Regions from separate parts of the Mus musculus genome. Here region 2 is linked to region 1. A link is a contact called in ENCODE Hi-C or POLR2A ChIA-PET data. All regions are on one chromosome and are shown on one strand. Each heading gives the region's core, a stretch centred on a gene start or an enhancer-like site at or near the end of the contact. The rest is flanking DNA. Distances are from core to core; before and after follow the strand shown.

Region 1 (5,219 bases), core at 806-3,305:
ACATATGGAAGAAAAAACTGATTTCTGCAAGTTATTCTCTAAACTAAACACACACACACACACATGTATACACACATGCACAGACACATATATACACATATGCATGCACACACACCAAATAAATGAAAAAAAACACAATGTGGCAAAGCCCTTTAGGAGCACAGCCCACATTGACCTCTGGGCTCTGCAGGTGCATGAATGGTAGACCCACGTCACTTACATGCATCTGACACACAACAGACGGCCTGAATGTAAAGCCTTTTTCAAGCCACAGCTAGCTAGCTTCTTTCAAACTGCACACCAAAGCGGTTGAGAGACAAATACCACCAGCACACAGGAGGTAGAGACAGCCAGATCTTTTTGGGAGTTTGTGGCCAGCCAGGGCTCCACAGTCAGACTCTGTCTCAAAATTAACTAAATAGGAACAAATATTCTAGAAGGTCCTTCTTCAGTAAGGAAAACAGGGACACTTAGTAGGAAATGAGCAAAGATTATCAAAGATTTTTCATAGCCTCCCCAAAAGAAAGAACGAAAATTCAGTCACAAGTGGTTACTTATCTGCCAAGTTGGCAAACACTCCCGGTGTAAGGAAGTTGTCCCATGGGGACTCTGGAAGGGCCTGCTTGGGGAAAAGGCAGACCTGGGATGCTGGACCTGCTACTCCAGCCCCTGAAATTTCCCACAAAGGAAGAAGAGCAGGAGGACCAGACAGACCTCCTCTGAGCACTGCTGTGTGCAGAAACTAAGCAGACCCTACAGGACAAGGACATTACCACTCTGGCCAGGAGTGGGCCCACAGATGCTTTCTGGACAGACAGACCTCCTTCCTGCCTCCCGCCTCCCCGCCCCCCCCCCTTCAGCTATTGTTTGATGTTTCTGTGACACTTTGTGGATGAGCCTGGTCTATGGCTGACCAAGGACACTAAGCTGGTGTAGGCAGTTAGACTCACATAAGGACGGGCCTGCAGGACCTTGTGGTCAGTGGGAGGGAGCCAGAGCACTCCCAAGAACACTTACTGACAGCCTTGTCTGACTCCCCACCCTCCCTTCCTCACTGCTGCCTCAAGATTGTCCTATGTGGACATATTTAATTTAGGTTTTTGTTTTGTTTTGCTTTGTTTTTGTTTGTGGCTTTTCCAGACAGGGTTTCTCTGTGCTGGGATTAAAGGTGTGAGCCACCACCGCCAGGCTAGGTTTGTTGTTGTTGTTGTTGTTGTTGTTGTTGTTGGTTTGTTTGTTTTAAAGTGGTGCAGACTGACTTATTTCCTCGGAGGCTTCACAGGACAGATAGCTGAAAATCTAACCCCTGATCCTCAAGTGTCTGGCGCCATAGGCCCCTGGAGTTGTAGGGATTCCCGGATTCTGACGCTTGTTTAGCATCCGCCCCCTGCGGTAGCCTCCTCTTGTTCGTTTGGTCCCACCCCCTGAGATAGCCTCCTCTTGTACAATCTTGCCAGTGAGTTCATTTGCCTGCAGCCTGTGGCTGCAATCTCACTTTCGTAAAACTGTGCAATCTGGGTAAGGGTACAGCCCCGAACCCTCCTTGAGGCTGACAAGTTTTTGATTGTGGCTCACAGGGAGAGCTTGGATCCTACCCATTCCTTAAAATCTATCATCATGATAGACAAAGTCAACATGTCCAGGCAAGGTTTTTATTTGCAGCCAATGTGGGCATTTTCAGCAAAAAGAAACAGAAAAAAAGAAATGCAGGTCTTGGAATACACTGGGTGGGCCCGAGTGGACTGAACTGCGGGACCTCCCACAGAGGGCTGGGCACGCACCATCTTCGCCTTCTGGGGTGTGATTCCCAAACTGCTGCAAAACCTGGCGCTTCCTTACAAAACTGAATGCCGAGAGATTAAGACCAACATAGGTGGACACAGAAACTGCAGCATCTTGGTGCTCCCGCTCTGCCTACATCTACCCTCCCACAGTGTCTGTGGCCACAGGAGTGATAATGCGCATGGAATCCAGCTATGAAGGTTGCCATGGTTTCTGGTTCCTCTCTTCCACATAGGTTGCACCTGGCAGTGGGTGAGCTACTGTAGCCCCAGCCCGGCCACACCCTCATGGGAGAACCTGAGCCAAAACCACCCCAGTCTGCCGACTGCCCACTCTCAAACACTGTGTGAGGTAACAGATGTCTATTCAAGCTCCAGGGTTGTAAGGTCATTTGTTGCCTGGCAATAAAGAAATGACACGCCATCTGCATTGGAGCATTTTTCTTTACTATATTGAAATATGGGAGATGGGCTCACTTTATAGAGAAAAAAGGCATTGTTCACAGTTAGGAGACTGGAGGGCATAATAATGACATCCATCCCTCTGTTCTGGTGAGGGCTCAGTGGCTGTGTGGTGTGTGTGTGTGTGTGTGTGTGTGTGTGTGTGTGTGTGTGTGTGTGCGCGCGCGCGCGCGCACTGGCTCGCGCATATTAACACTCACTCGTTTACATAAGTTAGCACACAGCTCCCAGCATTGTGAACCCCACCACACAGGCAAAAAAAAAAAGCAAGGCATCGAGGCTGCGGGACTTAATTGTCTAACTGGTCAGTGAGCGGGACGAAATGAACTGACGTTAGCAACTGGCTCTAGGTCCACTCTCAGGCTTGCCTGGGGCAAAACCACTTGCTTCCTGTCTCCCAAAACGTCCTGCGGACCAGACAGTAGCTGCTGGGCGTCCATCCTGCCCAGCACCAGCACAAGCCAACCAGAGCAGACCTGCCTACCCTGCATTGTGATTGGTTCAGGCAATCCCGGCCTCGCCCAATCATAATGAAGTTCTCTTTGCCCGCAGGGCTGCTGGGAGCCCCAGGCTTTTGTTCCTTCTAATCTCGGAGGTCCACGCTTGCTGTTTGCCGAGCCAGCAGTGTGTGGAGCGAGGAGAGGGGAGTGTGAAGGGCAGAGCTGAGAAAACGGAAGAGAAGCCATACCTGGAGGTGTACGCTGATGTTTAACACTTAAGCTCCAGGCCCTGCGTTGGAGCTGCACACCAAACAAAACAAGAAAGCGGGCTCCTGACCAACTTCAGTACTTGCTTTTAAACAGGAAAAGGTCACTCCCAATTGGTGAGGGCTCAGTGTCTTGGGGTAAGCAGCAGTTGTCTGCGAGCCTGGGTCCCTAGTGCCGAGGTAACATCGTGGCAGAGGCCGGGCCACCGTGGACGCCGGCTGCTTGTTGCCCAGGTGGATACTCACTTTCTGAAAACGGCTCCCCAGGGTTTCGCTGGGCACCCTTATCTTGTCCCCAGACTGTCTTCTCACTCTGCTACCCCGAGCTGAAATCTGTTAACTACAGACAGGAATCCTGCATGCTGTAGCATAGCTCCCCAGAACCCCGGCTTCTGCAAGCCCCAAGCTCCCAACAGGGGCTGGTGTCCTCTACAGAGGCATGTCCAGGAAGCTGCTCGCTAGTCAGTTTGGTTACAGAGAGCCAATTAGCAGGGATTCAGTTTGCAAGAATTATTTTTCTCACATTATCGATGGGGTGAGGGGTTGGGAATTGAGGTAGTTAGAGGTGCGGTGTGATTTTGTCCCGTCGGGCGGGGTCCCAGATTCTTCTGCTCTTTCCCCTGCAACACCTGTGGGTGCTGATTTCCCTCCTTCCCTGGTGGCGGCGAGGTGGCTGCTGGGACTCCAGATACTACATGCCTCTCCAGAGTCACAGCATGAAGGACTGACTTCCTGTCTCTCAGCATGTCTCGCCCTGTGCTGCCTGAGGCTCCCCCGCACATTGCTCCCAACCCTGACCCAGAATCAAGAGTCAAAATCAATGTTTTCTTTATAACTTAAAAAAGGAGGGGAAAGAAAAAGAGAAACATGGAAGCCATGTCTGTCCTTTACAGTGAGGGACAGAGGTGAATAAATGTGACCAGAGCACATTGCGTATTCGTGTGAGAAGGTCAAAAATACGGATAGACATTGATTCATTGGGACCTCAGGACCACTTCTTTATGGTGGGTCATTCTGACCAGCATGTAACCTGCTCTTGTAAAAGCAATGAATAGAAGACAAAACCAGGCAGACCAGACAAAGGTGTCTGTACTGTCCACCAAACGCAAACAGCAAGATTTGTGTTTCACTAACATTCCCGGGGGGGTGGGGGGTGGGGTGGGGAGTGGGGGTGGGGAATGGACAAAAAGGAAGCCAACGCTGTGCTGCGGAGCTGCCCGGAGGCTTCCGGGTCTAACCAGAGCTCACCAAGGCTCACGTAATACCACAGTGGAGGGAAAACAGGTCAAGCCTGCTCTAGCAGTGGCCAGTCACAACTCCCAAGTCTGCTTGCCTTCCTCCCCTGCAAGAAAGAATTCTAGAACCTTTAGGTAGAAAGAGAAGGGTTAAGAATTCAGAGTTACTCTCAGCAGTGTAGTAGATTTGAGGCAGCCTAGGCTACATGACACCTTATCTCAAAAGAATATCACAGTAAAATTAATTAGGAGAAAATGTTTAATTTAAGCAAACAAAGATAAAAAATTGCTAAAATATTTTCTTTCTCTCTTTTTGTCTTTGTGGTTGTTGTTTGTTTTGTTTTGTTTTGTTGAGGGAGAGAGGATTTTTCTGTGTAGCCCTGTAATCCTGGTCACTCTGTAGACCAAGCTGGCCTTCAGCTGCCTGGCCCTGCCTCCTGAATGTTGGGATTAAAGGTATACACCACCTCTGCCTGGATTTAATACATTTTCTTTCTTTCTTTTTTTTTTTTTTTTTTTTTTGGGTTTTTTCGAGACAGGGTTTCTCTGTGTTTCCCTGGCTGTCCTGGAACTCACTCTGTAGACCAGGCTGGCCTCGAACTCAGAAATCCGCCTGCCTCTGCCTCCCGAGTGCTGGGATTAAAGGCGTGCGCCACCTCGCCCGGCTTAATACATTTTCAATGTAGAAAGCTATCGCGAAAAAAAAAATTCTTCAAATGTGACAGCGCCTGGTGATGCAGGCCTGTGATCTCGGCGCTCACGAGGTGGGAGGTGCGTAGTCCAAGGCCTGTCTGGGCTACAGAGAAAGACCATCTCAAAAACAAAGAAAGAAAGGTAAACCAAGGAGAAAGGATACTTTAAACATTCAGGGACCAGAGGGGTGGCTGGATGCACGCTACACAAGCAGCAGACCTGAGTTCAGTTCTCAGGGCCTGTGTGAGGGAGTATGCAAGCTCTACACATCCAGCTCAAAATGTCAGTGATTTCTCTTGTCCTGGAAGGCACCTCCACTCAAGTGCACATGCCCACCCGAAG
Region 2 (5,409 bases), core at 617-3,116, 33 kb after region 1:
CCACTCACCTTAATCTTCATCGTGCTAGGTGCTAGGGCTGTGATCTCCTTCTGCATCCTGTCAGCAATGCCTGGGTACATGGTGGTACCACCAGACAGCACTGTATTGGCATACAGGTCTTTGCGGATATCCACATCACACTTCATGATGGAGTTGAAAGTGGTCTCATGGATACCACAGGACTCCATGCCTAGGGAACAGAGCTCATTTAGCCACTACATTCTGTGTGTTCCATCCCTTCTGAGAGCCCCTTGGCTCCTAAATCATGTTGTGGACACCTACCCAGGAAGGAAGGCTGGAAGAGTGCCTCCGGACACCGGAACCGCTCATTGCCAATGGTGATCACCTGCCCGTCGGGCAGCTCGTAACTCTTCTCCAAGGAGGAAGATGATGCAGCAGTAGCCATTTCTTGCTCAAAATCCAGGGCAACATAGCACAGCTTCTCCTTTATGTCACGAACAATTTCCCTCTCAGCAGTGGTGGTAAAGCTGTAGCCCCGTTCAGTCAGGATCTTCATGAGGTAGTCTGTCAGGTCCCGGCCAGCCAGGTCCAGACGCAAGATGGCGTGGGGAAGGGCGTAGCCCTCATAGATGGGCACTGTGTGTGTGACCCCGTCACCAGAGTCCATGACAATGCCAGTGGTGCGCCCAGATGCATACAAGGACAGCACCGCCTGAATGGCCACGTACATGGCTGGGGTATTGAAGGTTTCAAACATTATCTGTGGAAAGACAAAGAACACCTGAGTGAGTGAGTAGCAGGGGCCCTGAGCCTCCCACACCCACACTCTGCATGCTGCATGCCACAAATGTGATGTGTGAAGAAAAAAAGAACAGAACGCAAGCAGAAACGCAAACAGAAACCTGGAGGCTTCAGGGAGGAAATGCCAGGAGAAGAGGAACAGAACCCTAGAAACACCAAAGAAACGCTTGAATGTCAGGAAATGAGGCACAACACAAAATGACTCGTCACGCCCAAGGGGAGGCAAGGTCCCGGCTCAAGCATACCTGCGTCATCTTCTCTCTGTTAGCTTTGGGGTTCAGGGGGGCCTCGGTCAGAAGCACCGGGTGCTCCTCAGGAGCCACACGCAGCTCATTGTAGAAGGTGTGGTGCCAGATCTTCTCCATGTCGTCCCAGTTAGTGACAATGCCGTGTTCGATAGGGTACTTCAGGGTCAGGATACCCCTCTTGCTCTGGGCCTCGTCACCCACGTATGAGTCTTTCTGGCCCATGCCCACCATGACGCCCTGCGAGAGAAAAGGCCGCGGTCAGACTCGCCCCACCCACCGCGCGACCCGGGCCCAGAGAGAACACAAGGGAGGCCACTCCTCTCAACTAACCTGGTGTCGGGGGCGCCCTACGATGGAAGGGAACACGGCCCTGGGGGCGTCGTCGCCAGCAAAGCCGGCTTTGCACATGCCGGAGCCATTGTCAATGACGAGTGCGGCGATTTCTTCTTCCATTGCGATCTGCGCAGGAAGAAGCCCCGGAATTAGCGCAGCCCTCACCGAACTCAGAAAATGTCCTCGGCCAGGGCCGAGCCACCCCGGAGGAGTGCAGTCCCCACCCCGGGCGGCGTAACCGTCGGCTACCGGCAGCGCCCCGTTCCGCCGCGGCGAGGAGGGGCTGCGCATTGCGTCGGGCCCCGCCCTGCCCCCAGCCGCGGCTGCAGACCCAGGCCCACCCGTCAGGCGCCCTGCGCTCCGCTCCGCTCCGCAGCGGTGCGGCAGGCAGGGTGAGCGGGAAGAAAGGGCCACAGGAAGTCACTGGGCCAAGCCCGGGGAGCGGCAGCTTACCGGCGAAGGACGCGGCGGCGACGGAGGAGCGGCAAGAAGCGCAGTGTAAGCCGGCGGCGGAGTGTGAGACCGACCGCGGCCTCCCCCGCCGCTATTTAAGCGGGAGCGGGCCGCGCGCGCGGGCGGGGGCGCGCGCGGCCCCAGAACATGTCCATATATGGCGATCTTTCCAAAAGCCGGGCGCCTATTGGCCCGCCCGCCAGGGACACGTGGGGCCCGGGCCCGCCCGCCCCTGGCCCGCGCCGCCGCCAACGGCCCCGCCCGCGCCGCCCCCGCGCGCTCGCGACCCCGGGAGGCCCGGTTCTTGCTCGCGGGGGTCTCGGCGAGTGGCGTGCGTGCGATCGGCCCTGCCCTGCCCCGGGACTGCCGCGTAGCAGGGAGGGCCCGGGCTGCGCCCCGAAACTGCCAAGCCCGGGGCGGGCCGCGCCCCGATCTGGGGTGAGTCCCGTGGCCCCCGCCCCTATGTGAATCCTGTGCCCCGCACACCCCCCAGGACCTTTCTCTACAGGGTCCGTGTGTGCCTGGCTGGGGACGGGCTGGAGGGATTCCCGGGGGTCCGGGGAGCGGCCATCACATCCCAGTCACGTGGGAGAGGGTCACCAGTTCTTCCACTTCAGCCATGTCCCTTTATTGGAGGAGGGGTCGTCACGGGGTTGGGTGTCCCTGGGCATCAAAGAAGGTGGTGGTGGTGGTGTGAGTGGGCATTGTGTTATGCTGGCTTTGCGGGACACATTGTAGGGAAACTGAGGCAGGGGAAGTCTCCCGACTTTCAGGATGGTCCAGCCCCGCCCCCCGCGTGGGTCAGCTGGCGAGACTCCTCTCCACTGATTATGAAGTCCGGGTCAAACTGGTTTTGGGCACAGAATGCTTAGGCCTTAGTCCCCTCCGGACAGGCGTGGGGGGCGGGCCGGCCTCGCTGCCCTTCTCCCGGCTGTTTGGAAACTTGTCACCCTTAGCAGGGTCGTGGCGCTGCCGTCCTAGATGGTGCCTGAAGAGAAAGCTGGCACGGGAGTTAACCGGGTTTTATTTGTAAGCTTCTGGAATGGTTCATTGTGGAATGAAGCGGAGGGTAGCAGTGAGGTGAGGGACTCCAAGGTCACAGGGCACAGAGCTTGATTCGAGCAGGTACGGGGTGCCACTCCCACCCTATGCACAGGCGCTCTCAGGCAGCCCTGCAAGGTCAGCTCCCCATCTGAGACATGAACACAAGACCCAGGGGGACCAAGCAGCCTGCCCTGCTTACCTGCTGGCCATAAACCCGTGCCAACACTCAGTCACCTTTTGTGCAACATCAGGCCTAGAAAGAAGGGCGCTGGCCCTGTGGTTGTACAGAGGTGCCTGTCAAATGGGAGCACCACCCATGAGGGGGATGCAGGGCTGGACCTCCAGGACCCCACCATGAGCCTACAGGAGCTAACAGCTAACTAACACTTGTAGGTGGGGGTGAGAGTCGTGGGGAAAGTGGAAGGTTTCGGTGAGCACTCACACCTCTGACACGCCCATGGCTACCCAAGAAGTACTGCCGGGGGCCTGGCCCTCAAATCCGAGCCTTCTCTTAAGACGCCTTTGTCTGCTTGTGTGCAGAAGGCGCTGCGAGCACGGAACGGCCATGTAAGGCCGGGTTCCCCCGGCGGGGGCGCCTTGTCCCGCCGCGGGACCAAGGTGCAACTCAGGTGTGCGGGTGGGGGCAGGGGCGGCGGGCGGCGCGCGGCCATATTTGGCGATTTCGACCCGCGCTCCGCCCGCCGCCGGGAGGCCAGTGGCCGCCCTGAGTCACGGGGGCGGACGTAACGGACGGGGCGCCGGGCCGCGCTCCTCGCCTTATTTAGTCAAGCAGGCTACCCATTGGCCCGCAGGACAAAGGCGGTTCCGGCCGGTGCGCGCGGAGACCCTCGCCTGTGCGCTTGGGATCCGAGACGCAGCCCTCCCTGGGGACGCGGGGGAGGGGTAGCCCCAGCCCCGCCGGAGCGGAGCCGCAGCCCGGCCTCCTAACGCGGTGCACGAGAAGGAGGCGCTGTGATTTGTCAGTTTTGCAACTGGGCAGTGTGAGGGAGGCCTCGCCCAAGGTCAGGTCCGGGCTGTTCTTGCCTGCTGTGGAAGTTGGCGGCCCCACCCCACTTGGAGCAGGAATTGAGAATGCCTGGCTTCCGTGAGCCTGCAGGCCAGGGCTGCAGGCTCACGATTGCAGGGCTGCCAGAAGTGGGCGTGTCTCCGTTGTAAAGAAAGACTCAGTCTAGAGAAATGATAAAAAACATTTTTCCTTTGCTGGCTTTGGTCGGCTTTTATTGTGACGTTGTTGCATCTTATTTCATATTCCGGTGGATTAATGCAGCAGTTGAAGAGTTGGGGAGATTTACTGCAGGCTGGCTCCATCCGACACCCTCCCAGGTGGTCACTGCAACCTGTCACTTCCTTCTCCCTGCGGCCACTTTGGATTCCCCGGAGAGTCCGGTCACCTCTGTGCTTGGTACCTGGATCCTCCAGCAAGGCTCCGCCCACCAAGGCACTTCATACTCACTTTCTCCTTGTTAGGCAACGGGAACGAGAAACATGGTCTCCACTGTTCCTGCCCTCAGGGGTGTCAACCTAACCTTAGAACAGAAGAGAGTGAAAAGGCCGGGAGCATCAGGCCAGGTTTGGAATGTATGCCAAGGTTACCCTCAGTAAGGGAGCTGACGTTACAGTGTAATGAGTGAACTCCTCTGATGTCTTTGAAACTTTTAAGTAAACCTAAAAGCCCAGAATAAAAAGGGAACTGTAAAAGTCTGAGGAGCTCAACGTCTAAATAACTGGAGTCCACGTTCCTGTCTAGGCCTTTGCAGACACATCACATGCAGGTGGGGACATCTTGTCTGTGCCGAGAGGTACAGGTCTGGCCTTTCCACTGGAAGGGAGGCAGTAAACCGAGGGTGAGTCTGAGCCAGCCTCGGGTGGCAGAAGCCAGGACACATTACAACCATGAAGGTCAAGGGTCTGCACACATGAAACAAAGTGTGTTGGCCAACAAACAGAGCCTCCCCACCCACCCTTAGGAAGGGCATCTGCCCGGCTGGAGGAGGTTCCCAGCTGCTCCGAGGTGTGCCCAGCCACTTAGTGCACCTGTGTCAGACCTGAGGCTGACTAGGCAGGCCTGCCTGCCTAGGCCTTGGCCTGATCTCAAAGATTCGCTCCACCTCGGCTGGGTGTGGTGGCCCACACCTTTGAATCATTACTCTAGCAGCAGAGGCAGGCAGATCTCTTGTGAGTTCAAAGCTCACCTGGTGTACACAGTGACTTCCAGAACAGCCTGGGCTACATAGAGAAAACTGTCTCAAAAAAGAGAAAGCTCTTCTCTCAGGACCTTGCTCCCTGTTATGCCCACTAAGCCGCTCCAGCACCCAGGGACCATCTGTTCCTCACTGCTGTGGTGAGATGTGGATGTGGTAAGTGGTCTGAGAAAGTGTGTCCAAGGGCTGGCTGCCTCCTCCTGAGAGACATGCACCTCCTAAAGCTGATAGCCCCCTTGCAGCTCTTACCCACTTTCTGCACAACAAGAGGCAGATCCTGCAGCCACCTCTAGTCCTCTGACCAGCCCCGCTTGTCTGTACCTGCTTCCAGTTCAGCTTTCATTTTA

The links. Hi-C counts contacts between places; a loop is a spot of excess contacts on that map. ChIA-PET counts read pairs that join two places held with the same protein, here RNA polymerase II (POLR2A).
Region 2: a map of heart shows a loop between it and region 1 (12-fold over the local background). The contact joins the promoter of Actg1 here to the enhancer-like site in region 1. A Hi-C loop is called at or near these places in 12 of 37 maps with a recorded cell type or tissue (Patski, T-helper 1 cell, T-helper 17 cell and 6 more). POLR2A ChIA-PET finds 5 or more read pairs at or near these places in 3 of 5 experiments (Patski and embryonic stem cell).

Annotation. Positions count from the first base shown.
Region 1 is chr11:120,313,483-120,318,701 of GRCm38, forward strand. No RefSeq gene overlaps it. Among named protein-coding and RNA genes, the nearest start is that of Mir6935, 31 kb to the right of the region's middle. RefSeq lists an enhancer at 1,391-3,944. Within about 2 kb of position 2,056, at least 3 of the 3 ENCODE cell types and tissues checked have a DNase peak (open chromatin) inside an H3K27ac peak, as active enhancers do; they include gastrocnemius, heart and left cerebral cortex, where a contact is called at or near this core.
Region 2 is chr11:120,346,629-120,352,037 of GRCm38, forward strand. It overlaps Actg1 (actin, gamma, cytoplasmic 1), which reads right to left and starts at 1,867. Exons shown (of 6, transcript NM_009609.3): 1 at 1,797-1,867; 2 at 1,341-1,469; 3 at 1,008-1,247; 4 at 283-721; 5 at 9-190. The coding sequence starts at 1,463. Mir6935 (microRNA 6935) reads right to left here and starts at 785; the gene lies at 722-785. 0610009L18Rik (RIKEN cDNA 0610009L18 gene) reads left to right here and starts at 2,050. Exons shown (of 2, transcript NR_038126.1): 1 at 2,050-2,234; 2 at 4,129-4,562.